Linked DNA regions of Homo sapiens: region 1 is linked to region 2. Evidence: read pairs that join two places in POLR2A ChIA-PET (ENCODE). Cell type or tissue: PC-3. All regions are shown on one strand. Links, peaks and the distances in the headings refer to the core of each region. The heading gives the core; the rest is flanking DNA.

Evidence for each region. Peaks named below come from ENCODE experiments on the same cell type or tissue, not always from the same donor. Only the 100,000 strongest peaks of a DNase experiment are listed, where the experiment ranks them.
Region 1: POLR2A ChIA-PET joins it to region 2 with 9 read pairs; 1 of 35 experiments calls an interaction of 5 or more read pairs at or near these places.

What each region holds. Positions count from the first base shown.
Region 1 is chr13:48,822,663-48,835,319 of GRCh38, forward strand. No RefSeq gene overlaps it. Among named protein-coding and RNA genes, the nearest start is that of FNDC3A, 150 kb to the right of the region's middle. In PC-3, for the core only: no CTCF peak of the experiment used is centred there; a DNase peak (open chromatin) is centred at 6,539; H3K27ac peaks cover 2,098 bases.
Region 2 is chr13:49,079,284-49,091,940 of GRCh38, forward strand. The region is part of intron 3 of FNDC3A (fibronectin type III domain containing 3A); the gene reads left to right. Among named protein-coding and RNA genes, the nearest start is that of FNDC3A, 110 kb to the left of the region's middle. RefSeq lists enhancers at 3,339-3,588, 3,779-3,838, 4,049-4,138. In PC-3, for the core only: no CTCF peak of the experiment used is centred there; no DNase peak of the experiment used is centred there; H3K4me3 peaks cover 567 bases; H3K27ac peaks cover 2,059 bases.

The sequences.
Region 1 (12,657 bases), core at 4,899-8,898, 260 kb before region 2:
ATACCCGGCCATTGATCAATTTTTAACATTTTTGCTCTGAAGCCAAGTAAGGCAGAGAAACTAGGGGACCCTAACAGATGACAACAGCTGGTGTTCAGAGGTCAGGCTCCACAGAGCCTTGCTCAGAGGAGCATTGCTCCAGGGATGGTTAATTCTTATTTTGTGGGTATGCACCAAACCCCCTCTAGCGTCTCTGAGGTCTGTTCCACTCCTGAAATTTGATGACACTGAATTTACTCCAAACAGGACTCAAAACACCGGGCGTCAGAACATCTCTGATGGCTCAGTACGTTTTTGGTCTAGCAAGTGTGTATCACATCTTCCTTCTTAAGGCCACTTGCTTAAGTTGGTGTAAAATTGGAGTCCTGGGCATATCCAGCTGGAAATTTCCTAGTAAAACTGAGGAATTCGAGAGGTGATGGTGTAACAAAAGGGAAGAGAAGGAAGGGATGCTGCAGCAATACAGCACACAGCTGGAGCTGCACCACAGGTCCCAGCCTAAGGCTCTGCCCTCCCATTCCAGTTGTTCAGTCAGCACTGTATGTCTGGCAGCAGAAACATACAGAAATTTAAGGTAATTTGCGGGGCAACAATTCCAACTATTTCTAGCAAGTATTATATTATTAGCCCCTTCACTTTTACTAAAATTAATCAGAGTTGAGTTATTTTTATTGAGTGATTATACTCTGATTTCAAATAGTTACTAGAAGGTAAAACTTGGTTTTGCCTTCAAAGTGATGCTGCATTGTTAATTTTTTTTTTTTAATGGAGCCTCACTCTGTCACCAGGCTGGAGTGCAGTTGTGCGATCTCTGCTCACTGCAACCTCCACTTCCTGGGTTCAAGCAATCCTCCTGCCTCAGCCTCCTAAGTAGCTAGGACTACAGGCACACGCCACCATGCCCAGCTAATTTTTTGTATTTTTAGTACAGACGGGATTTCACCATGTTGGCCAGGACGGTCTCAATCTCTTGACCTCATGATCCGCCCACCTCAGCCTCCCAAAGCACTAGGATTATATGCATGAGCCACCGCGCCCGGCCGCATTGTTAATTTTTAATTGGTTTGCAACATTAGTGTGCCTGTTTACAGATGACAGATCATTGAAAGAGTAACACATTTGTTTATATGTTTGTGTTTGCATATATATATCTGCAAATGAGAAGGAATAAAATCAACTCATTCGCTGAGAAGCAGAAGGACTGTTCTTTTTTTCTTTAGTGACAAGCAGTACAATCTTGTAAGTGGACAAGGTTTTGACATGGGCTGCAGGCTAGAGAAGACAGGCATTGGACTAAATATGGTTCCTGGTATGTTAGTGCTAACTCTGCCCTTTTCACACTGTTCCTCCTACTGCATCAATGTGAGGGGCAACCCTATAACTCCTGCCTGCACTACAGGGGCCATGATGCTGTTCAGCTGTAGACTGATGTTAAATTAAACTACATTTGGCATGAGGATGCCTCCATACTTGAGTCCTTATGTAATGAACTGCAGCCTAACTAAGTGCATAACTAACTGAATGTTTAACTTAGTAGTTACTGAATGTTTAACTTAGTAGTATACTTTGGTTTAACTGAATGTTTAACTTAGTAGTATACTTTTGTAACAGTATGCTTTTGTAAAAAGTATACTGACTTAGTAGTATGCTTTTGTAAAAAGTATACTGACTTAGTAGTATGCTTTTGTAAAAAGTATACTTACTTAGTAGTATGCTTTTGTAAAAGTGGACTTAGTAGTATACTTAGTAGTATATTTACTTAGTATATTTTTGTAATGGTATACTTTTGTAAAAGTAGTATACTTTCGTATACTTTTATACTAAGTTAAACTGAATGTTTAACTTAGTAGTATATTTTGTAACAGGTAGCTGAGTCTCAGCCAATCACAGCAGCTAAGCTGTCATCAATTGCAGATAGCCAATTTATCAGATCATGTTCCAATGAGGCAAACGCTAAGCTGTAACCAATCAAGCTGCTTCTACACCTCACTTCTGTTTTCTGTCCATAAATGCTGCCTGCCCACATTGTGCAGCAGAGCTCTGAACCTCTTCTGATTTTGAGGGCTGCCTAACTGGCAAATCATTCTTTGCTCAATTAAACACTACTACATTTAATTTTTCTAAAGTTTTTCCTTTAACACTGAGAACTCTAGGATCATTTTAGCAAAAAATATATATATATAGTATTTTATTTCTTAATGCAAGCATTAAAGGGTGACATTAAGCTAAATTTAAGTGATATCTGGCATGATACTGAAAACTATGGATCATTGGAGGTCAGGAGGAGTGCCAAGAGAGTGGATGACAGATTTAGCAAACAAAACGATCTTGGCAAACTAGAATGATTGATTAAATCTATCAAGTTGATGTTTAATAAAGATAAATATAAGAAATTTCCTTTACATGGAGAAACAAATTCCACAAGCAGAGGTTGGAAGATATATGGTTTAGCACAACACAGAAAAAAGTATCAGGATTTTAGATTATTTGAAATTCAATATGATACGGCTACATAAGAATAATTAGTCTTGAATTCCATTTATAAAATATGATAGTGTCTAGCAAAAGGTAAGTGTTCAGCTCCAGTGAAACCACAACACAATTTTATCATTGTACCCATTTCTGAGGAACACCTTAGAAGGACCTGTTTTAGTTAGCGTATCAGTTCATTTTCTCACTACTATAGAGAACTACCTGAAACGGGGTAATTTATGAAGAAAAGAGGTTCAATTGGCTCACAGTTCCACAGGCTGTACAGGAAGCATGGCTGAGAGGCCTCAGAAAACTTACAATCCTGGTGGAGATGAAGGGGAAGCAAGCATGTCTTAGCATGGTGGAGCAGGAGACAGAGAGTGAAGGGGGAAATGCTACACACTTTTAAATAACCAGATCTTGTGAGAACTCACTCACTATCATGAGAACAGCTAGGGAGAAATTTGCCCCATGATCCAATCACCTCCCACCAGGTCCCTCCCCCGACACTGGGAATTACAATTCAACATGAGATTTGGGTGAAGACAGAGAGACAAACTATATCATTCTGCCCCTGGGCCCTCCTAAATCTCATGTCCTCACATTTCAAAACACAATAATGCCTTCCAAGCAGTCCCCCAAAGTCTGAACTCATTCCAGCATTAAAAGTACAAATCCAAAGTCTTTGGATTTTACCAGTCTGTAAAATCAAAAACAAGTTAGCTACATCCAAGATACAATGAGGGTAAATGCTCCCATTCCAAACTGGAGAAACTGGCCAAAACAAAGGGGCTACAGGTACCTTGTAAGTCCAAAACCCAGCAGGGCAGTCATTAAATCTTAAAGCTCCAAAATAATCTCCTTAGGCTCCATGTCTCGCATCCAGGGCATGCTGATACCATGGGGTAGGTGCCAAGGACTTGGGCAGCTCCACCTGCCCCTGTGGCTCTGCAGGGTACAACCCCCACAGATGCTTTCATGGGCCAGCTTTGAGTGCCTGCAGCCTTTCCAGACACATAGTGCAAGCTGTTGGGGAATCTACCATTCTGGGGTCTGGAGAACAGTGGCCCTCTTCTCACAGCTCCACTAGGTGGTGCCCCAGTAAGGATTCTGTGTGGGGGCTCTAACCCCACATTTTTCCCGCCACACTGCCCTAGTAAAGATTCTCCATGGTGGCTCTACCCCTGCAGCAGATCTGCCTGGACATCCAAGCATTTCCATACATCATCTGAAATCTAGGTTGAGGCTTCCAAACCGCAGCTCTTGCCTTCTGCACATCTGCAGGCCAAACACCACATGGAAGCCACCAAGGGTTGGAAGCTTGGGGCTTGCACTATCTGAAGTAATGGCCTGAGCTCTACCTTGGTCCCTTTTAACCACAGCTGGAGCTGAGGTGGCTGGGATGCAGGATGCCATGTTCCAAGGCAGCACAGAGTAGCAGGGCCCTGTGCCTGGTCCATAAAACCATTTTTCTCTACTAGGCCTCCAGGCCTGTGATGGTAGGGGCTGCCACTAGAGTCTCTGAAATGCCTTGGAGGCATTTTCCCCATTGTGTTGGCTATTAACATTTGGCTCTTCTTATGCAAGTTTCTGTAGCCTTGAATTCCTCCCAAGAAAACGGATTGTTCCTTTCCACCACATGGTTGGGCTGCAAATTTTCTAAACTTTTATGCTCTGCTTCCCTTTTAAATATAAGTTCTAATTTCAGGTCATTTTTTGTTTATGCAAATGAGAATAGGCTTTTAGAAGCAGCCAGGCCACTGCTTGAATGCTTTGTTGCTTAGAAATTTATTCTGCCAGATATCCTAAATCATCTCTCTCAAGTTCAAAGTTCCATAGATCCCTAGAGCAGAGCTGCTAATCTCTTTTCTAAAGTATAGCAAGAGTGACCTTTATTCCAGTTCCCAACAAGTTCCTCATCTCCATCTGAGACAACCTCAGCCTGGACTTCACTATCCATATCACAATCAGCATTTTGGTCACAACCATTCAACAGGTGTCTAGGAAGTTTCAGACTTTGCTGTATCTTCCTGTCTTCTTCTGAGCTCTCCAAACTGTTCCAGTCTCTGCCTATTATCCAGTTCCAAAGTCGTTTCCACATTTTCAAGTATCTTTATAGCAATACCCCACTTCTGGTACCAATTTTCTAAATGAGTCCATTCTCACACTGCTATAAAGAACTACCTGAGACTGGATAATTTATGAAAAAAAGAGGTTTAACTGACTCACAGTTCCACAGGCTATACAGGAAGCGTGGCTGGGAGGCCTCAGAAAACTTACAGTCATGGTGGAAGGAGAAGGGGAAGCAAGTACATCTTATCATGGTGGAGCAGGAGAGAGAGGGCAAAGAGGGAAGTGCTACACACTTTTAAACAACCAGATTTCATGAGAACTCATTCACTATCACAAGAATAGCAAGTGGGAAATCTGCCCCATGATTCAATCAGCGCCTGCCAGGTCCCTACCCCAACACTGGGTATTAGAATTCAATATGAGATTTGGGAGGGGACACAGCCAAACCACGTTACTTAGGGTAAGTCTAGGCTGCTGATACAATGAGAGACATTGATACAATGGCTTAAGGAACAAAGAAGTTGCTTTCTCTTTTGTATAACAGTCCCAGGTGATGTCCTAGGCTGACAGGCAGCTCTCTTTGATGAAGTCCTTCAGGGAACCAGGTTCTTTCCATTACCATTGCCTCATCATTCAACAGAGCGTTGTCACCTACCATAGGGGTGAAACAGGGGCACCACTGTGACCAGGTTACTACTGACAGAATGAAGGAAGGGCATGTAGAATACTTATCTACTGCTTTAGATGCTGGCCAGGAATTGACAATCATAATTTCCGCTCACATTCCACTGTAACCCACAATATACTCATATCTAACTGCATGGGAGGCTGGGAAAGGTATTTCAGCTATCTTTACTAAAGATGAGTCTACCCAACCATAAGAACAAAAAAAAAAAAAAGAAGAATGAATGATTTGGGTGGCTAGAGCACAGTCTTTGGCATAACCTCTTGGAGAAACAGCAATCAGAATGATGTAAGAAAGTTGTATATCATGTAAGGAAGAAATCACATCAGAAGAAAATAAGTATTGTGTTTGCCATGGAAGTGATTAGACTAGTTCTATGTGGCTCTAGGGGATTGAATTAAGACAAATAGGAAAAGGGCTTTCTAATATATTAATATCATAATATAAAAGGACCTCCTTCTAGAGTGGAAATTCCCCTTGCTAGAGAATTTTTAGCAGAAACTGGAAGACCTTTGTACTTCCTTTAGGGGTTTTAGCATTTCTTCAAGCATTCTGAATGGCCAAGTTAGATCACTAATGCTGTCTTTCAGCACAGAGATTCTGTGATTCTATCTAAACTTGTGTTTATGGGTCATAGGGTAAGAAAAGGAAATCCCAAAATTTCTTAGGTGCCTACTGTATACAAGTCCTCACAACAATCTTGTGAGGAGGCACTATTCACATATTGCTGATGCTCTGAAGGGTCCACGGTCATTGTCTAAGACTTCAGAGCTATTAAGTGGCATTGCTGGTATAATCACCATCAGTCTGATTGCTAAATCCATGATATTTCTACCATGTTGTTGCCTCCCAGAAAGAAGGTCAAGAAAAAATTAAACATTCCCTCTTGTTTTATCATTCCCCTTCATGCTCCCCAAGTCCTTTATGTTATCAGGGCTGACTGCCTGGATGGGACTGGCTGTTCTGCAGAATTTAGCACAACAAGAGAGGATCACTTCAGCATTCAGTCCCTTTTCTAGCTCTTTCTACTGGAGCAAATGACTGATTTGTCACCCAAGCTTTTCTTGGTCCAGAGGCAGAGTTGCCTATTCATTTGGAAGAAGCTTCTGCTTCTCTCATTCCTTCCCTAAGAAGAATGCAGGGATTCTCCTGTAACCCCAGCCCACATAATAAGGCAGTGAATCATTTTCTGCTGTTACCTGACAGTCTGCTGCCTAAACCTCTTCCATCCTGGTTCTGAGTGTTGTAGGGGGGGAGAAAAGGTTTAATTTGAAATTAATTCTTAAGCCCTTTTGCATTGAAATGTGGATGTCAAAAGTGAATTAATCATCACCAAAGCTTCCATCATAGAAAATTTGCCCGATTCCCTCCACAGAGAGGATGACTCACATAAGCACCTGTTTTGTCTCCTTAGTAACTGGTCTCTTAGATTTCCCTCTTGTATTTGCATGCAGGCGAGCATAGCAAATTGACTGGGGGAAGGGAAGAGGTTCACAGCATACAGAATGTGCTCTGGGCAGAATGTCACCTGTAACACTGTTTTCCAACCATCTCGTGCTTTATGTACTCATTTTGTGTCTCTGTTATAACCCCAGCATTGATTCAGTCGCAAACTCAGAGTGCAGAGATAAGTCTGGAAAATTACTAATGGCCTCAGGGAAGGTTTGGTGACATACAATAGAAATGAATACTGGTGATATTCTGTATCCATCTGTATATTAAAAATGTGTCTTTCTTGGCTTAAACCTTTGCTGCAATAGGAGGCAGGCACACAACTCTATCAAGAGAGAGGTGAAAAGGGTAGAAGAAGAGAGGTTCAATTAAACCACTTATCTGGCTTTAGCACAGGAAGTAGTAATATTTCAAAAGTTGGGTTTATGTGGTTCTATGTGGTTTTAGTTCTCTTTTTCACAAGAGAGATAAAATGCCCTCTCTTATTGTCATTGTGGTAACATTTTTAAAAGATATTTGGATCAAGAGCTGGAGACCCATGTCTCAATACGTTCTCAGCCATAAATGAGCCAGTACCTGTGAATAAATCACTTAGATTCTCTGTGTTTCCTCCTGGAAACTGAGGGATCCAACTACATGACAATATTATCCCTTCCAATTATGAAATTGGAACTCTGTTTTCTGAGTAGCTTAAAGTAGCTTAACACTTAAACTTATTGGGTCAGAGATCATCCAAAATGAAAAGTTACTATTCTTTTCTTTATTTTACAAACGACGTCCAGAGAGATGAAGTTACTTGCCTAAGATCACATAAAATTCAAGTATCTTCACACACTTATTTATTTGGTTTCTGTTTTTATTATAATGCAACGTGCTATTGTTGCAGTCAAATAGCTCTACCAGACTTGTTATGAAAAATAGTGGTTCCCAATCTGCTTTTATGTCCCAAAGGCAGCTACTTTAAAGCAGGTTTTAGCTGATTCTTTTGGTTATTTACCTCAATATCTCTAAACATTATATTGTTTCAACTTTAGGAATGACCTCAACAACAAAACATAAAGTTTTTATCCCCCCCTTCTCCCTGTGTAGCTGTATCATAATTTTATTTAGTTCAGTTACTGGTATTTATTTGATGACATAAATATTATTCACAGTTGAGCTATGCAGAATATTATGATTAATTTCCCTTTCTGTTTTCTTTTCCCTGGAGTTAATAATTATCACATTTTCATTTTGCTTAATTTTCTATGAATAATCACAAATTCAACCCAAACTCCCTATAGTTGTGTCTTATAAAGGCTTAACTCATTTTATTGCTTTTCATTTTTGTTGTGCTTCACAGATGTTGTGCTTCACAGATATTTTGCTTTCTGCAAATTGAAATTTTGTGGCAACCTGCATTGAACAAGTCTATTGGTGCCATTTTTCTAACAGCATGTGCTCATTTTGTGTCTCTGTGGCACATTTTGGTCATTCTCACAATCTTTCAAAGTTTTTCATTATTATTGTGTCTGTTGTGGTGATCTGTGATCAGTGATCTTAGGTGTTACTATTGTAATTGTTTTGGGGGCCCACAAACCATGCCCGCAAATGACAGTGAGTTTAATCAATAGATGTTGCATGTGTACCGACTGCTCCGCTCACTGGCCACTCCCCTGTCTCTCTCCCTCTCCTCCGTGGGCCTCCTTACCCTTTTATTTATTTATTTATTTTAGATGGAGTCTCGCTCTGTCATCCAGGCTGGAGTGCAGTGGTGTGATCTCAGCATACTGCAACCTCCGTCTCCCGGGTTCAAGCAATTCTCCTGCCTCAGCCTCCTGAGTAGCTGGGATTACAGGTGCCCACCACCACGGCAGGCTAATTTTTTTTTGTATTTTTAGTAGAGATGGGGTTTCACCATATTGGTCAGGCTGGTTTCGAACTCCTAACCTCAAGTGATATGCCCACCTCGGCCTCCCAAAGTGCTAGTATTACAGGCATGAGCCACCGAGCTCGCCGGGCCTCCCTATCTTAAGAGACACCACAATATTGAAATTAGGCCAGTTAATAATCCTAAAATGACCTCTAAGTGTTCAAGTGAAAGGAAGAGTTGCATGCCTTTCACTTTAAGTCAAGAGCTAGAAATGACTAAGCTTAGTGAGGAAGGCATGTTGAAAGCTGACACAAGGCCGAAAGCTAGGCCTCTTGCGCCAGTCAGCCAAGTTACAAATGCAAAGGAAAAATTTTTGAAGGAAATTAAAAGTGCCACTCCAGTGACCACACAAATAATAAGAAAGAAAATCAGCCTTATTGCTGATATGGAGAAAGTTTGAGTGGTCTGGATAGAAGATCAAACCAGCCACAACATTCCCTTAAGCCAAAGTCTAATCCAGCGTAAAGTCTAACTCTTTTCAATTCTGTGAAGGCTGAGACAGGTGAGAAAGCTGCTGAAGAAAAGTTTGAAGCTAGAAGAGGTTGATTCATGAAGTTTAAGGAAAGAAGCTGTCCCTATAACTTGAACGTGAGAGGAGAAGCAACAGGTGCTGATTGAGAAGCTGTGGCAAGTTTTTCAGAAGATCTAGCTAAGATAATTAATCAAGGTGGCTACACTAAACAACGGATTTTCAATGTAGCTGAAATAGTCTTCTACTGGAAGGAGATGCAATCTAGGATTTTCATAGCTAGAGAGGAGAAGTCAATGCCTAGCTTCAAAGCTTGAAAGGACAGGCTAACTCTCTCACTGGGGGCCAGTGCAGCTGGTGATTTTAAGTTGAAGTCAAGGCTCATATACTATTCTGAAAATCCTAGGGCCTTAAGAATTATGCTAAATTGACTCTGCCCATGCTCTATAAATAGAACAAGAAAGCCTGAATGACAGCACATCTGCTTACAGGCTGAGAGATGCAAGGAAGCTCACTGTTTCAAGCCCACTGTTGAGACCTACTCTTCAGAAAAAAAGATTCCTTTGACAACGCACCTGATTACCAAAGAGCTCTGATGGAGATGTACAAAAAGATTAATGTTTTTTTCATGCCTGTTAATACAATATTTATTCTATAGCCCATGGATCAAGGAGTAATTTTGTCATTCAAGTCTTATTATCGAAGGAATACATTTCATAAGGCTGTGGCTGCCATAAACAGTGATTCCTCTAATGGATCTGAGCAAAGTAAACTGAAAACCTTCTGGAAAGGATTCACCATTCTAGATACCATTAAGAACACTTTTAATTCATAAGAGGAGGTCAAAATATCAACATGAACAGAAGTCCAGAAAAAGTTGATTCCAACTCTTATGGATGACTCTGAGTAGTTCAAGACTTCAGTGAAGGAAGTAACTGCAGATGTGATAGAAATAACAAGAGAATTAGAATTAGAAGTGGAGCCTGAAGATTTGACTGTATTGCTGCAATCTCAGGATAAAACTTGAACAGATGAGGAATTGCTTCTTACAGATGAGCAAAGAAAGTGGTTTCTTTGCTGGGTGCGGTGTCTCATGCCTGTAATCCCAGAACTTTAGGAGGCCGAGGTGGGTGGATCTCGAGGTCAGGAGATTGAGACCATCCTGGCTAACACGGTGAAACCCCTTCTGTACTAAAAATACAAAAAATTAGCCGGGCATGGTGGCGGGCACCTGTAGTCCCAGCTACTCAGGAGGCCGAGGCAGGAGAATGGCGTGAACCCGGGAGGCAGACCTTGCAGTGAGCTGAGACCATACCACTGCACTCCAGCCTGGGCAACAGAGACTCCATCTCAAAAAAAAAAAAAAAAAAGGAAAGAAAGTGGTTTCTTGAGATGGCATCTACTTCTGGTGGAGATACTGTGAACATTGTTGAAATGATAACAAAGAATTTAGAATATTACATAAACTTAGCTGATGAAGCAGTGGCAAGGTTTGAGAAGATTTGACTCTAATTTTGAAAAAAGTTCCACTGTGGGTAAAATGCTTTCAAACAGCATTGCATGCTAGAGAGATAACTTTCATGAAAGGAAGAGTCAATTGATACAGCAAACGTAATTATTGTTGTACTTTAAGAAATTGCCATAGTCACCCCAACCTTCAGTAACCACCACCTTGGTCAGTCAGTATCCATCAACACCAAGGCAAGGCCCTCCATCAGCAAAATTGTGACTCACTGAAGGCTCAGATTGTTGTTGGCATTTTTTTAGCAATAAAATATTTTTAATTAGACATAATGCTATTGCACACTTTAAAGACTACAATACGGTATAAGTGTATGAACTGGGAAACCAAAAACTTATGTGACTCATATTATTGCAATATTTGCTTTATTGCAGTGGTCTGGAACCAAACCCACAATATCTTCGAGGTATGCCTGTATGTTTAAACACATATAGGTGTGGTACAAGCTTTATCTTCTTGAAGGTGTATCTCCCAGGACCTTCTGATCTGTTACAGGCTGGACCAGTGTTCTCAAAGTCTGTTCTACAGTGGTCAACGTGAGCTCTCTGTTGATTATTCTCCTGGGAGTACCTTTCACCTCCCTCTTATGTTGAGTGTTCAGTTTGTTGGATCCTACACCTTCTTCTTTCTTGGTTTAATCCTTAATTTTGGCAAAACACTTCCTCCAGCAAGTTCCTAAGAAAACGTACATGGGGGATAAATTTTTTGAGGTCTTGCATGTCTGAAATGTTTTTATTCTATCCTCACAGAAGGTTGATAGTTTTTCTGGGTATGGAATTCTAGATATAAAATTATTTTTTGCCCACAGAATTGTGAAAGCACTTGTGCCTGTTAATATGATCCGGTGGTGCTGTTGAGATGGATACTGCTCTTTAATTATTTGTAAACAAATACTCTCTGACTTGATGCAGAGGTTCACAGGGTCTCTTAGAGATCACGAGAATATTTTGCATGTGTCACCTTGACTCATTTGCAACTTTTCCTACAACTGCCATTGACTGCTTATTTGTCATAGGGCTCTTGGTTTCTATTTTTCTTCAGATTCATCTACAATAAAATTATGACTGCCACATAGACTTACTACTTTCACGGTGATATGAATTTGAATGAAATAACAAGCATGCCCTGAGGCATTTGCTTGATAAATAATATTTGCTTGATAAATAGTATTTGGACTCTCACAAAAATATGACAGAATATTTTTCCCTAATTCCCACTGACTTCCTTCACAAGAACTTTAATAAAAAGTAACAAATAGCTAATGATAACAATTTTCCAATAAGAGTTTTCATTGAGGATATATTAATAGCACTAAAATACTATCTATTGGTTAGAGTCTTTTACATTGTTTTAATATATGTAAATACCACATACCCAAAAATGATGCTGGTTGAGAGAATTGAAGAAAAAGGCAAATACATATTTTCCTCTTTCCCAAAATCCCTTGAAATAACAACAAAAAAAAACTTTTAAGAGGACAGAAGAGGAATAAATTATAATGTCACTGGAGGACACAAGGAGGCTACCAACAGTGGCCCAGAGTATAAAAGAATTCTTGGAGGTAAGAAATCAGGTGAAAACTGCAACTACAATACAACCGTAAAACCCTTAAGAAATGATTATAGTTAACTTTATGCTAATAAACTTGAAATTAATAAAATTCACATAAGAAGAAATAGAAAGCGAGTGAATCCTCAATAAGAAATTGAATGAGTAATCCAATAACTCCCCCATTCACTACCCCCTTTTATTTCTGGCTTCTTTGCTTAACATTATGTTTGTAAGATTTATCTATATTGCCTGTAGCAGTAAGTTGTTATTTTTATTGCTGCATAGTATCCACTTTGTGAATAAAAGTTCTTTGTCTGTTGTACCACTGAGGATATTGGGCTGTTCCCAGTGTGAGATTATTATAAATATTCCTAAAATGAACATTTATGTACCAATATCCAACATTTTCAAGGACATATGTATGCATTCCTGCATATACCCAGTAGTAATACTGCTAATTCCAGTAATGAAATTAGAGTATATACATATGTTCAATTTTAGTAGATACTGCTTAACAATTT
Region 2 (12,657 bases), core at 5,387-9,386:
AATCTGAAAACTAAGTTCCTGACATTCAAGAACAGTGTCATGGGGGAAAAAAAGGGAAAATTAACAGTTGTATTACAGTATAAAAAGAGATACACATAGGGTGTTATGGGAGCATAGAAGGAGGGTTACTATAACATTCAGTGGTATGTAAAGAAAAAATTATTCCAGGAGAAAATGACACATGAGCCTCCTCGAAGAACAGTGGCAGTTGGTCAGATGGACAAAGGGTCTCAAGGCACTTTAGACAGAGGGAAAGTGTTCAAAAGCAACAGAAGGAAAGAATGACTTGACTTATTTGAATAACCACAAAGAGATTGGAATTGCTAAAAAGTTGTGTAAATATGTGGTACCTGTTGAACCAAAAGTCTTCCTACTACAAACATCATTGGAAATGTTCAATAAAATAATAACATGTAATCTTTCAAATACACTCCTGAGCTTCTCTCTCTTCCCTTCACCCTATAAAAAGGAAAAAAAAGGTGGGGACTGGGGAAGAATCACTGTGGGCCAGAAACAAGGACTTTTCCACATTTATTTGTCTTCTATTTTAAGAGACAGGGTCTCTTTGTCACCCAGGCTGGAGTGTAGTAGCACAGTCATAGCTCATTGCAGCCTCAAACTCCTGGGCTCAGGTGATCCTCCTGCCTTAGCCTCCTGAGCAGTTAGGACTGCAGGTGCATGCCACCATGCTTTTATAGAGTTGAGTTCTCACTGTGTTGCCCAGGATGCTCTCAAACTCCTGGGCTCAAGCAATCGTCCCATCTCAGCCTCCCAAAGCACTGTGATTACAGGCATGGACAATTGTACCTGGCCCAATATTTGTTTCAAAAAATACAGTTTTCATATTTTTAATGAAAAGAATTAAAAATATCTACATTGTTCTTTTGATTTGATCATTTTCTATTGTCCCATACCATTTTTTCTGAGTCCTCTTCAGAATTTGATGTCTGTCTTCCCTTAGTTCTTTACCTTATTTCATGTCCTTTTGGATAAGGCACCACTCTTAAATATCTAAAAGTGTAGTCTTCTGTTTTGCTAGTTTTCCATTTTGGTCATTGGTTAGATCTGTTTATATTTCCTGATATGAACCCATACCTCATTTTTTCCCCCTTCTTTAACCATTATTCACTGGTTTTAACTTAAATTCTTGATTACTTTTGAAATGAGTGCTAGTTTGAGTCTGTCTCAGGTTTTTTCTGTTGAGAGGTATTTTGAAACAATCTAACTTGTTCTTACGTTTTCATAGTGAAGTGCTTTGATAGCATGTCAACAGATTGTCTTGTATATTGAGAGATACTGTGAAAATTAAGTATTTTGCCTAGTAACTGGTATGTAGAAATGTAAAAATTTATTGAATGGGGAGATTTTAGGTTTTATATTAATAGATCTTTGTAGCATGTGCTAAAGACTACCTTCTTAGTTTTATGTTGTGAAGAGTTATGAAAAATAGGGAATTAGGCAAGGTTTCTAAATTTGGGTTACTGGGAAGGTCATAGAAGCATATTTCATAGAGAATATGTAGTAAACACTTAAGAATCCTGTGTAGAGCTGGCTCTCCTGATGACAAATTGGTTCCTCTAGATATCATCTGTTCTGTGAAGCCCTTGCTTTAGTTTCTCTCCTCTTTTAGCTGTAGATACACATACAGAAATAATTGAAGGCAGATATTTTTACATATGTTTATAGCCCTGATGCTTTGTATGGCACCCAGCACATAGAGACTCTCAATAAACGTTTAAGGTGAGTGAAGAAGAGAAAACAACAGATGTTTCTTGAGCATTTATATGTGTCAAACAAGTAGATGTGTTATAGCCAACAGTTGTAGCTAAAAACCCTCCTTATGAGAGGCAGGTATGGCTTTTTCTCTTTTCGTCTGTGATACCTCAGAATGAATAAATGGGGCTAACGAGTAAGAATTTATTAACTATCTAGGGGTTTTGCATTGTTATGGCACTTCTACTTTGGTGTGATTCCATGCCACTACATGTAAGAGAGAAAATTATGAAAAGCAAAAAATACACAGACGAGCTATGCTTGAATAATTTTTATATGCTCTGGCTCCTTCAAATATTATGTTTTAGACAGACAAGCAAAAATATTGATGATTATTTAATACTTTAATAGGGCAGTAGTTAAGCAGAAGGGTACTTGGGTTTGAGTTCAAACTTTGCCACTTACTATTGTATCAGTCAGATTATATTCAGTATATATTGTGTCTTACACTTGTTTATGTAAATAGTGTGTGTCCGTGTGTATACACATCATGTAGGACTTAGAACATAATTTTGTCATAGAGAAGATTATTATTAGGCCGTATCTTTTGGGATATATTACTTATATCTGTGGAACCATAGAACCCAAGACCTACATCATATATAGTCTCTAATTACATTGATCATGGATTAACCACATCTACATTATAATTTTTCTGCAAAGTGGCTTCTACAAAAACAAAGACCTTATATTCTTCATCCATTCACTTATTCAGTATTCAGTGAGGGACAAAAATGAATAAGCACTGTTTATTTTCTCAAGCTTATTTGTCAGACTTTCTTATATACCTTTATAGGAAGATGAAATAAAATTTGATCATCAGACCGTTGCCAGTCTGCAACTTTGTCTCACGTTGTGTTACTCAGGATTTTGTTCTCTAGGGCTTTCTTTTGAGCCTGTTAAATCAGTACCTTTTTTTTTTTTTTTAACAAAAATAAAAACATGTTTATGAAATGTTTAAGTGTCAGAAAGTTGCTAACGTTAATAAATGTCAAACTCAAGAAGATCAGAACATATTGAAATGATAGGTCAAAAACAGTAGGATAGGCCCAGCACGGTGGCTCACGCCTGTAATCCCAGCACTTTGGGAGGCCGAGGTGGGGCGGATCACCTGTGGTCAGGAGTTCGAGACCAGTTGGACCAACATGATGAAACCCTGTCTCTATTAAAAATACAAAAATTAGCTGGATGTGGTGGCGCAAACCTGTAATCCCAGCTATTCGGGAGGCAGAGGCAGGAGAATCACTTGGACCCGGGAAGCAGAGGTTGCAGTGAGCTGAGATCCTGCCACTGCACTCCAGCCTGGGTGACAGAGTAAGACTCCATCTCAAAAACAAAAAAACCCAACAGGATAAAATTTAATAGGAGTAAATATAAAGTTCTACGTTTTGATTTTAAAAATCTAGGTACTGTATAGTGTGTATTAGTTGGGGTTCCTTTTTTGAAACTTAATCTTGCCTATAAAACACAAAAGAGTTTAAGATGATATTGAGACTCCTCCTGTCCTCATTCCTTTTCCTTCCTAATAGCTCAGTCCTGAAGCTCTTAGGTGAGGCAGAACAATATAGGCAGTGCACTAGTGGGAATGGGAGAGGTGAGCTGCAGTTCCCCAGAGTAGGATGTCAGAGCCCTAATTGAATGAGAACCATATCACATCAGAGAATAGCCAAGTATAGGGAGTTAGAGCCCAAGCAGACTGAAGAGGGAATTCACACAAGAAGGCAGCCTGGTATAGGGAGTCAGAGTATAAGGCTGAGGAGGATATCATCAAGAAGGTATGTAGTGTGGCATGTAAGAACTTGAGCAGGATGAGGCAGTCACTGACGCAATGCAATGATCCAGCATGGGGAATCAGAGCTCAAACAAGAGTGAGGAGGCCATCTGTGTGGAGGGGTAGCCTGACCTGGGTTGTAGGAGTCCCAGCATGGTCAGATAGTGCACAATCTGGGGATGTATTAGAGTGAAGAGTCAGAGCCCAACTAGGGTAAAAAGGGCATCCACACAGAGGTGGTCTAATTAGGAAGTCATCATCAATGCTGTGATTATACCCCTTCCCCTCCTCCACTAAGAACTCAGTATTACTTGCTTCTAGCACAGATACCACTTCTGCAACAGGAATTTTGTAGCCACCCACCACTGCCTGCCAAATTATCAGCACCTGTAGGAGTGATGGTCTTTATCTCACACCAAGGAGACTCCTCAAACACACAAAGGGACTTCAGATTCTATGCACTAAAACAAATGACAGCGTCCACTGCAGTGCAAGAGAAGACAACTTTATGAATAGAACTTGCTTATTTTAGCGGAACTAGAACTAAATATGAGTCATCTATTGAATCCCATTTGCAAAAGGGAAAACAAATGAAATCTTGGACTTCAAAAATAGAAATGCAAGTTCAAAACAGATGGTGGTGTATGCTGGTTAGACGGTATTCTTTTAACATGTTTAAAAGAAGTATTGACAAACTGGGATTGTCCCAAGGAAGATAACCAGGAGATCATAGAAGCGTGAAATCACCTTTATAAAACACTATAGAAATGCGTGAAGGATGTTTAACCTAGAAAAGAGGGCAGTGACTTGGTCTCAAGCTCTTGACCTCGTGATCCACCCGCCTCGGCCTCCCAAAGTGCTGGGATTACGGTTGCATTCACCACCATGCCCGGCTAAGGAAGCAGATTTTGACACGGGGAAGAACAGCTATGGCTGTATAAAAATGGAGTTGTTTGTTATAACAGTGTCCCATCTTCATATGTGTTCATACCCTGGTTGGGTGATATTATAAAAGTAATTCCAGCATAGAAAGATAATTGTGATTAGGTGAATTCCAGCAGTTATTGTAACTAAAGATGCTTTGATTCCAGAATAATCTGTTTATTAAACTGAGTTCTCTTTAGTTACTTCTGGGAATGAGGACTCTGAATGAGCGTGTTAAATTTAACAAGTCTATCTGTGCACAGGCACATAAGGTAATTGAGCTAGTGAATGGTTATTGCTCATGGTAGACCTATAAATAGTATATCAACTAGTTAATTTATTAATACCCACTACTGGTGAAATAAATACTTGAGGAGAGAGAAACTTCCACTACATTCTGAATCTCATAGGGGCAGGAACAATAATGCCGTCTTTATTTTGGTACAAAAACCCTACTTAACTGAAGTGGAGTATTATCTTCCATTTTGTTTCTTTAACAACAGAAATTGCCTGTTTCATCTTTTATCATCTGTGCTAAAATAATGCCTTTTGCTTAGTGGGCATTCTGTCAATATGTTAAAAAGAACTGCTAAAATATTTTTATTTGTGTACAGTACTTGCTTGCCTTGGTAACTGTTATATACCAAAAATATACTTTTCATACTTGGGGATATTTTAGTGCCTCAGAGTTTTCAATATGAGCACCATTTAAGATTATACAGTTATATGAAAATATTGATTTAAATATGTAAATGGTGAGCCACAGATATCACCTGGGTGATGATCATTTGACCAAAAATTCTGGGTTTATGCTTATTTTCTCATGATTTGACTCTTTGTGTAGAAAAAGTATCAAGGTGAATTCAAGTTTTCTGAGAGGTATCACCTTTGTTTTCTCATACCTCACGCTGCTTGGGGAAGACAAGAACCTAATTAACACTACTAGAGTGTGTTGATTGTGAACCTCGTCACCTACTAGAGTTAGTATGATCAGGCTCCACCTAGAAGTCCTATTGCTAACCTTTTGGTTTCAAGTGGCTCAGAACAGCTTCTCAGGAGTTATTGATGTTTTCTCCTCGTTGTTGCTGGTATGGCTTTTTCTGCCAGTAGGGGTTTATCCTTTCTTGCTTCTACTGTCCCCTCATTAAAGAAGTAACCAGCCCCGGTGCTTCTGGGGGCAGTTATTGTCAACTCCTCTATCTGACTTTTCTTTTTCGTTGCTGCTGCTGTTCATTGCTTTTCTACTCTCACCTCATTTCCTCAAGTACCTGATCCTGCTTCTTCCTGCCATTACAGGTCTTTTTGAACATAAGGGATGGTATGTCCCAACCAGTTAGTAACCATTTTCTCCCTTTCTGTGCTGTGGGATCGTGATGATTATAACCACACGTCCATCCTCATTCCTGCAATTAGTCAGCTTTTTCAAATACCTGCCATCTCCTTTGCAGAGCATTTTTTAGCAAGTCCCTAGACTAAGCCAGTATTTTGTTAAATAGTTATAAACCCTGAGCCTCTATCCCATTAATCACAACTCTGTTACCTCATGGTAAGTTATTTGCCTTGCAAAAGTTGGAGCTCCTGGCCTTGTCCTTCTCTCATGTTCTAGTGTAAATCCTTATGCCCATAAGACATAAGCAAAGCCCTCTTCTCTCAGGATGTCTTTGTTGGGGAGGAGAGAGGAATGTAGAGTCCTCATGCAAGTAAGACTCCTAGTAACCTGCTCTGATATCCTGGAATCTCTGAGACACCTCAGCCTCATGACTCTTGATACTTCAGGGCTTTGATATTAGAAATACCTCTGAAATTTATCAGAAGTTGTGTCTATTGTGTTGTAGATCATAGTCACTACAACTTTTGCTGCAGTTACTATAACAGTAGGCATGAGATATTACACGTATACCATTTCTTCCTATAATCACAATAAAACTTTAAAGAAGTAACAGACTATGTGACAGAATTAATGGTGTGTTATTAAAGGCACAGGTCTGGGAGTAAATTGACCTGGGTTCTAGAACCAATGGGTGGAAGTTAAAAGAAAACAGAGTTTAGCTTAGCATGAAGAAGAACTTTGTAATAAACGGAGATGTCAAAGGAGGGTTAGGAGTGATCAGTTTCCCATCCATCCTTTTTTTTTTTTTTTTTTCCCCTTGAGACCAAGTCTTACTGTCTTGCCCAGGCTGGAGTGCAATGGCCCGATCTCGGCTCACTGCAACCTCTGCCTCCTGAGTTCAAGTGATTCTCCTGCTTCAACCTCCCAAGTAGCTGGGATTACAGGCACTTGCCATCATGCCCGGCTAATTTTTGTATTTTTGTAGAGACAAGGTTTCACCATGTTGGCCAGGCTGGTCTTGAACTCCTGATCTCAGGTGATCCACCCGCCTCAGCCTCCTAAAGTTCTGGGATTACAGGCATGAGCCACTGCACCCAGCCTCTCCCATCTATCTTTGTAGGTGGTAATGCATCTGCTGGCTCTTCACTTGATGGTGGTTTATTTATAGAAGATGGTTTATTTCTTTTGAGGGGATTGTTCATGCCTTTTAAGGTTCATCACAAGCCTAAAATGCTATTAATTTATAGCCGTAGGTAATTTACTTAAATTCTGGCCGGTATTGTGCATATACTGAAATGAGGGTGGGCTAGGGCAATTTAGATTCTACAAGTTTCTACCAGCTCTCAAATAGTTACATATTCATAACTATACTAATTACATACCATGTCTTAAATGTATTTTAATAATACGGAGATTGATATTATAAGAATTTTTTATAAGATCACTGGTTATCTTTTGCCCACTGACTTTGCATTACAGCAAATCAGACCAAGTTCTACTGAAATTATAAGTAACTCAAGTCAAAACCACATGTAGTAGATTTTTATTCCCATATGACTATTTACTTTTTTCATAATTAGCAAACTAAACCATGGAGAAGTTTGTTCTTTATACATTACTTAAACAACCTTAACTTCCATTAGAAAATTTTTTGAAGCATAGGTAACTATTTTTCATACTGGTGGAAATCATGATTGTATTTAAAAATTTGCTCTTTATACTTCCCCTTTTAATATGAAAACATCAGTTTAATTAGAGTCGCTCAAAATAGTAGCTTTGAAACATTAATGAGTCATGTTTGTAAAAATGAATTATAACAGATCATCCATTCATAAATTCAGCCCATTTCAATTTAAGTGAATGACTATGATTCATTCCGAGTACATTGTGTAATAGTCTCAGGATGTCCCAGAGAGCTATTAAATGTTACTTTTCAAGAGAAAGTGTGTTATATAAGACTTATTTAAGAGAAAATTGCAATATTTTTGTTAGAAAGGAAAATATAGGGAAATTCAGTTGTCATCAATTCTTCATGTTCCTAATAAGCAAAATATCACTGTTATAGTTAGTCTCTTGGAAGTATAAAATCTAAGCCAGTTTAGTGAGTGCTATTAAAATAAGCAACAAAAATATTGATTAAAAAAATTTTTTAATGACTGATGACAAAAGGAAATTAGGATCCAGAAAGATGAGTATGTGAAATATCTTATATTAGCTTTTGAATAAATGTTCACAAACCTTTTGCATTCTGGCACTTTTGATATCGTTTAGTGACTAAAATGGACATAAAAGGATCTAAGCCTTCTTTTGAGCTGGCCTCACAAAATGCTATTTTATTACGTAGGTAGAAATATGAATATAAAATGTTTGTTTTGTGTGCCATTCTCTCTTCCTGTTTTCCCTTTTAGGAAAAAAGCCACTTACTAATAGTAGATAAGAGCTAGGAAATGAGGCTAGAGAAGCAAATTGACTTGGAATAGGGAAAAAATGGAAAGATTAGATAATTTTAAAGACAAGAAAAATGAATTTGGATGTTTTACAAGAGTCAAAAATTTACAGTCAAAAGAGCTAGAGAAGATTTTCACTTTAGGCAGATTTTAAGCTAATTCCTAAGAATTATGTATCTAAGGCAGTTTCCATTTAGTTTGATTTTAAAAGCTGCCTTTTGAATATCTAATACCAATTATAAAATAAATATGTGTAAGTAAAATAAAATGGTAACTTGTTTTTTATAAGAGGGGAAGTTGGTTGGTTTTATAAATTAAATGAACATTTATGCAGTCGGTTATTTTTACGTAAAAATAGTTGTTATATTCTAGGTAACAGAAATTTAGAAACCTATTTTTCTGTAGAAGAAAGGTGTTGCTATCTGCTTTTGATTTCTCAGATATTTGCTTCTCCTTAGAATGCTATGATCAGATTTTTATTAGAATGAAGTTTTCTAAAGGCTTTGATTGGCATTAGCTTCATTACTTATTTGCTTAGGTTAAGATTAGCCCAATAGACATATTATCTTTATGGACCATTGCAAATTTTTCTAATATCTAACCATTTTTAACCTTTTATATATGAATAATTAAGGAAACATTCAATTATAATAAAATTTATTCCTGGCACTATGTAGGCACTCAATAAGTATTTGTTAATTGAGTAAATGATCCCAGTAGATAGTTACATACAATATACAGGGAATCTTTTTCTACTACGTGTGTTTTTCCTCAAAATATTTTTTTAGTTCCACTTCATCATGAAATTACTTGGAAACTGACACCAAAGAGATCATGTTTGGGCACAGTTTTATTTCACTCAGCTTCACTCCAAAATTCTCATACTATGGGAAAATAATCCATAACAGTAGTAACTATTGTGATCATATACTACTACTACTTCTAGATTGAATGATTGTTACACTCTTGTCAAGGTCACCAGTAACCTCTGTGTAGCCAGAATGAGTGGTCAATTCTCACTTCTCATCATACTTGACCTCAGTGTATTATTTGAACCAGTAGCATTCGACCCAGTATATTTAACCCAGTGTATTATTTCCTTCTTCTTGGACACTGTTCTCTTGATTGCCCTTCTACAGTTTATGCATTCTCCTGTTTTTTTTCCAACCGCACTAGTACTTCCTTCTCAGTCTTTTTTTCTTTTTTTTCTTTTTTAAGTAAAGACAGGGTCTCGCTATGTTGCCCAGGCTGGTCTTGAACTCGTAGCCTCAAGTGATTCTCCTGCCTTGGCCTCCTAAAGTGCTAGGATTTACAGGCATGAGGCACTGCACACAGCAGTGTTTTCTGATGTGTATTAAAATTTAATTTCAAAAGTATGTAGCAGTTAAGTGAAATAAATCAGTCACAAAAAGATAAATATTGTGTGATTCCACTTACGTGAGGTATCCAAAATAGTCAAATTCATAGAGAGAGAAAATAGAATAGTGGTTGCTAGGGACTAGAGGGAGGGAAGAGTGGAGAGTTAGTATTTAATGGGTACAGAATTTTAGTTTTGGAAGATGAAAAATGTTCTGGAGTTGGATAGTGGTGATAGTTGCACAACAATGTAAATGTACCTAATATTGAACCATACACTTAAAATGTGTTAAAATGGCAAGTTTTATCTGTATTTTACCACAATTTAAAAAATTAATTTAGTAAATTTTTATATTTATCAAAAACCATTTTTAAAGCAGCAGATACCTGAAGCCAGAGCTTAAATAATGTGGTAGGCAAAATTCTAGGATGGCCCCCAGTGTTGTTGCCTTCTCTTGTACATAACCTACATAATTTCCAGGACAATGAATATGATGAATGTTACTTTCACAATTGGGTTATATTGTATTGCATGGTACAGATGACTTTTAAGAAAGAGAGATTGTCTGGAATAAACCTCACTAATCAAGTGAGTCCTTATGAAAAGAGGGCCTTTCTGGAAGAGATTTGAAGCATGAGATGGAAGTCAGCAAGTGAAAGAGTTTTCTTGCTGGCTTTGAAGATGGAAAGGGCCACATGGCAAGAAATGTGGGTGGGCTCTGGGAACTGACTGTGGTCCCTGGCTACCCACCAGAAATGGGGACCTCAGTCCTGCAATCACAAAACTTAATTCTGCCACACCATAAGCTTTTGGTAAGAGGTCTCCAACCTCCAGATGAGAATACACCCTAGTTCACGCTTCTTTTTTTGCCTTATGAGACCCCGAACAGAGAAGCCAGTTACACCATACCCAGACTTCTGAAGTACAAAACTGAACTAATGAATGGGTACTTTTTAAAACCACTGTTTGTTACACAGCAATAAAAAACTAAGACAAATAATATGAACTTTTTTCTTTTCTCATAAATTACGGTACAAAGATAGGCAGTTAGTGCTTGTATGGAGGTGCTGCTCCATAGGTTATACAAGTGGCCTAGGTTACTTTTGCCTTGGCCTGCCATCCCTAGGTTGCTGCCAATGTATGCATGATCCAGGTTGGCTCACCACCATGTCCATGTGCCAAAGAGAATGGAAAAGGGCAGGAGAAGAAAAAGAGATGAGAAATTTGCCCACTTTCTTTAAGAACATATCCCAGAGGCCAGACGCGCTGGCTCACACCTGTAATCCCAGCACTTTGGGAGGCTGAGGTGGGCAGATCACGAAGTCAGGGGTTCGAGACCAGCCTGACCAACATGGTGAAACCCTGTCTCTACTAAAATATACAAAAATTAGCTGGGCATGGTGGCATGTGCCTGTAGTCCCAGCTAGTCAGGAGGCTGAGAGAGGAGAATCACTTGAGGTAGAAGTTGCAGTGAGCCAAGATCACGCCACTGCACTCCAGCCTGGGTGACAGAGCGAGACTCCGTCTCAAAAACAAAACAAAACAAAAAAACAAACACATCCAGGAGATTGCACAGATCGGGGGTCTGTGCTTTGACCTCTGACTGGGGTCTGTGCTTTGACCTCTGACTGCTGCTTCTGTCACAGACATGCAAACAAAGAAGTGGGCAGCCATTGTTATTGTACGACCCTCTATTGCAAGTGCCCCCCCACCCCACCCCCTGGCTGTTGTGACTTCCAGGGGATTTAAAGAACAACACCCTTTTATCCCCCACTTTGTTTTCCCCCGTCTGGGAGCCATGCATTAAAGATTAGGTCAGTCAACATGTACCATAGGCCAGGCTCAGTGGCTCATGCCTGTAATCACGACACTTTGGGAGGCCAAGGTAGGAGGATCGTTTGAGGCCAGGAGTTCAAGACAACACAGTGAGACCTCATCTCTACTACTGAAAATTTTTTAAAAATTAGGCATGGTGGTGTATGCCTGTAGTCCCAGCTACTCGGAAGGCTGAGGCAGCAGGATTGCTTGAGCCCAGGAGTTCAAGGTTGCAGTGAGCTATGCTTGTGCTGTTGCACTCCAGCCTGGGCAACATAGCAAGACTCTGTCTCAAATCTGCTTTTACAGGGAAAACTGAAAATGACCATACATGCTCAGGGAAAGACATAGGCTCTCAGAAGACCTTAAATGTACATCTCAGGCTGATCCTTGGCAAAGAGATAGTCTACAACAATAAAAAAATCAGAACAATAACAAAAAACAGCCAACTCTGGGGAAAGAGAAGAAACTGATTTCCAGAGTTTCTACATGATTAGATTTAAATGTCCAGTTTTCAACAAAAAAAGATTACAAGGCATACAAAGAAACAGAAAAGTATTGCCCATTCAAAGGAAAAAAAAAGAAATAAACAGAAATTGTTCATGAAAAAAGACTCAGTGGTAGATCTACTAAATACAGACTTAAAAAAAAAAAAACAACTCCTGGGGCTGTGAAAGAAAACAGAGACTTTAAAACAACTCTCTTAAAGATGCTCAGAGGAATGAAGTCCCTGACCATCCAGCTAAACCATTGGGTACAGCCCATGAATCTGTATGTAATCACACATCTGGCCATTTCTACTTCCATGCAGAGTACACAACCAGTTGCACTGCTTGAAGTTCTGCCCACTGGGAAGATTTCCCTTCACTGTTGTCCTTCAAGAATGTCCTAGAAAGGGACTGTAGTGCTGCAGCTGTTCACTTTTGGGTGATGCCTGCATATCATGCAGATCCATTTGTGAACCAGGCCCTATCTTCTCTTCCTGTGTCAACTGATCATAGGGAACTCTCCATGAGGCCATAGGTGCAGGCTGGGGGAGAGAAGGCAGGGTGGCAGGAGTGGAGACTATGGGCATTTGAGCCACTTCCTCATGTAACTTACTTGTGCCTGCAAGACCTGCTCAAGCTCGATCACTTCCATTTGATGATGGAATGCTGCCATGCATAAACCACTTTATGGCTAGATGGGTCAGAAAGCACCCAGTTCATGATGGGCAGTTAGGTCACATGGTGACTTGATG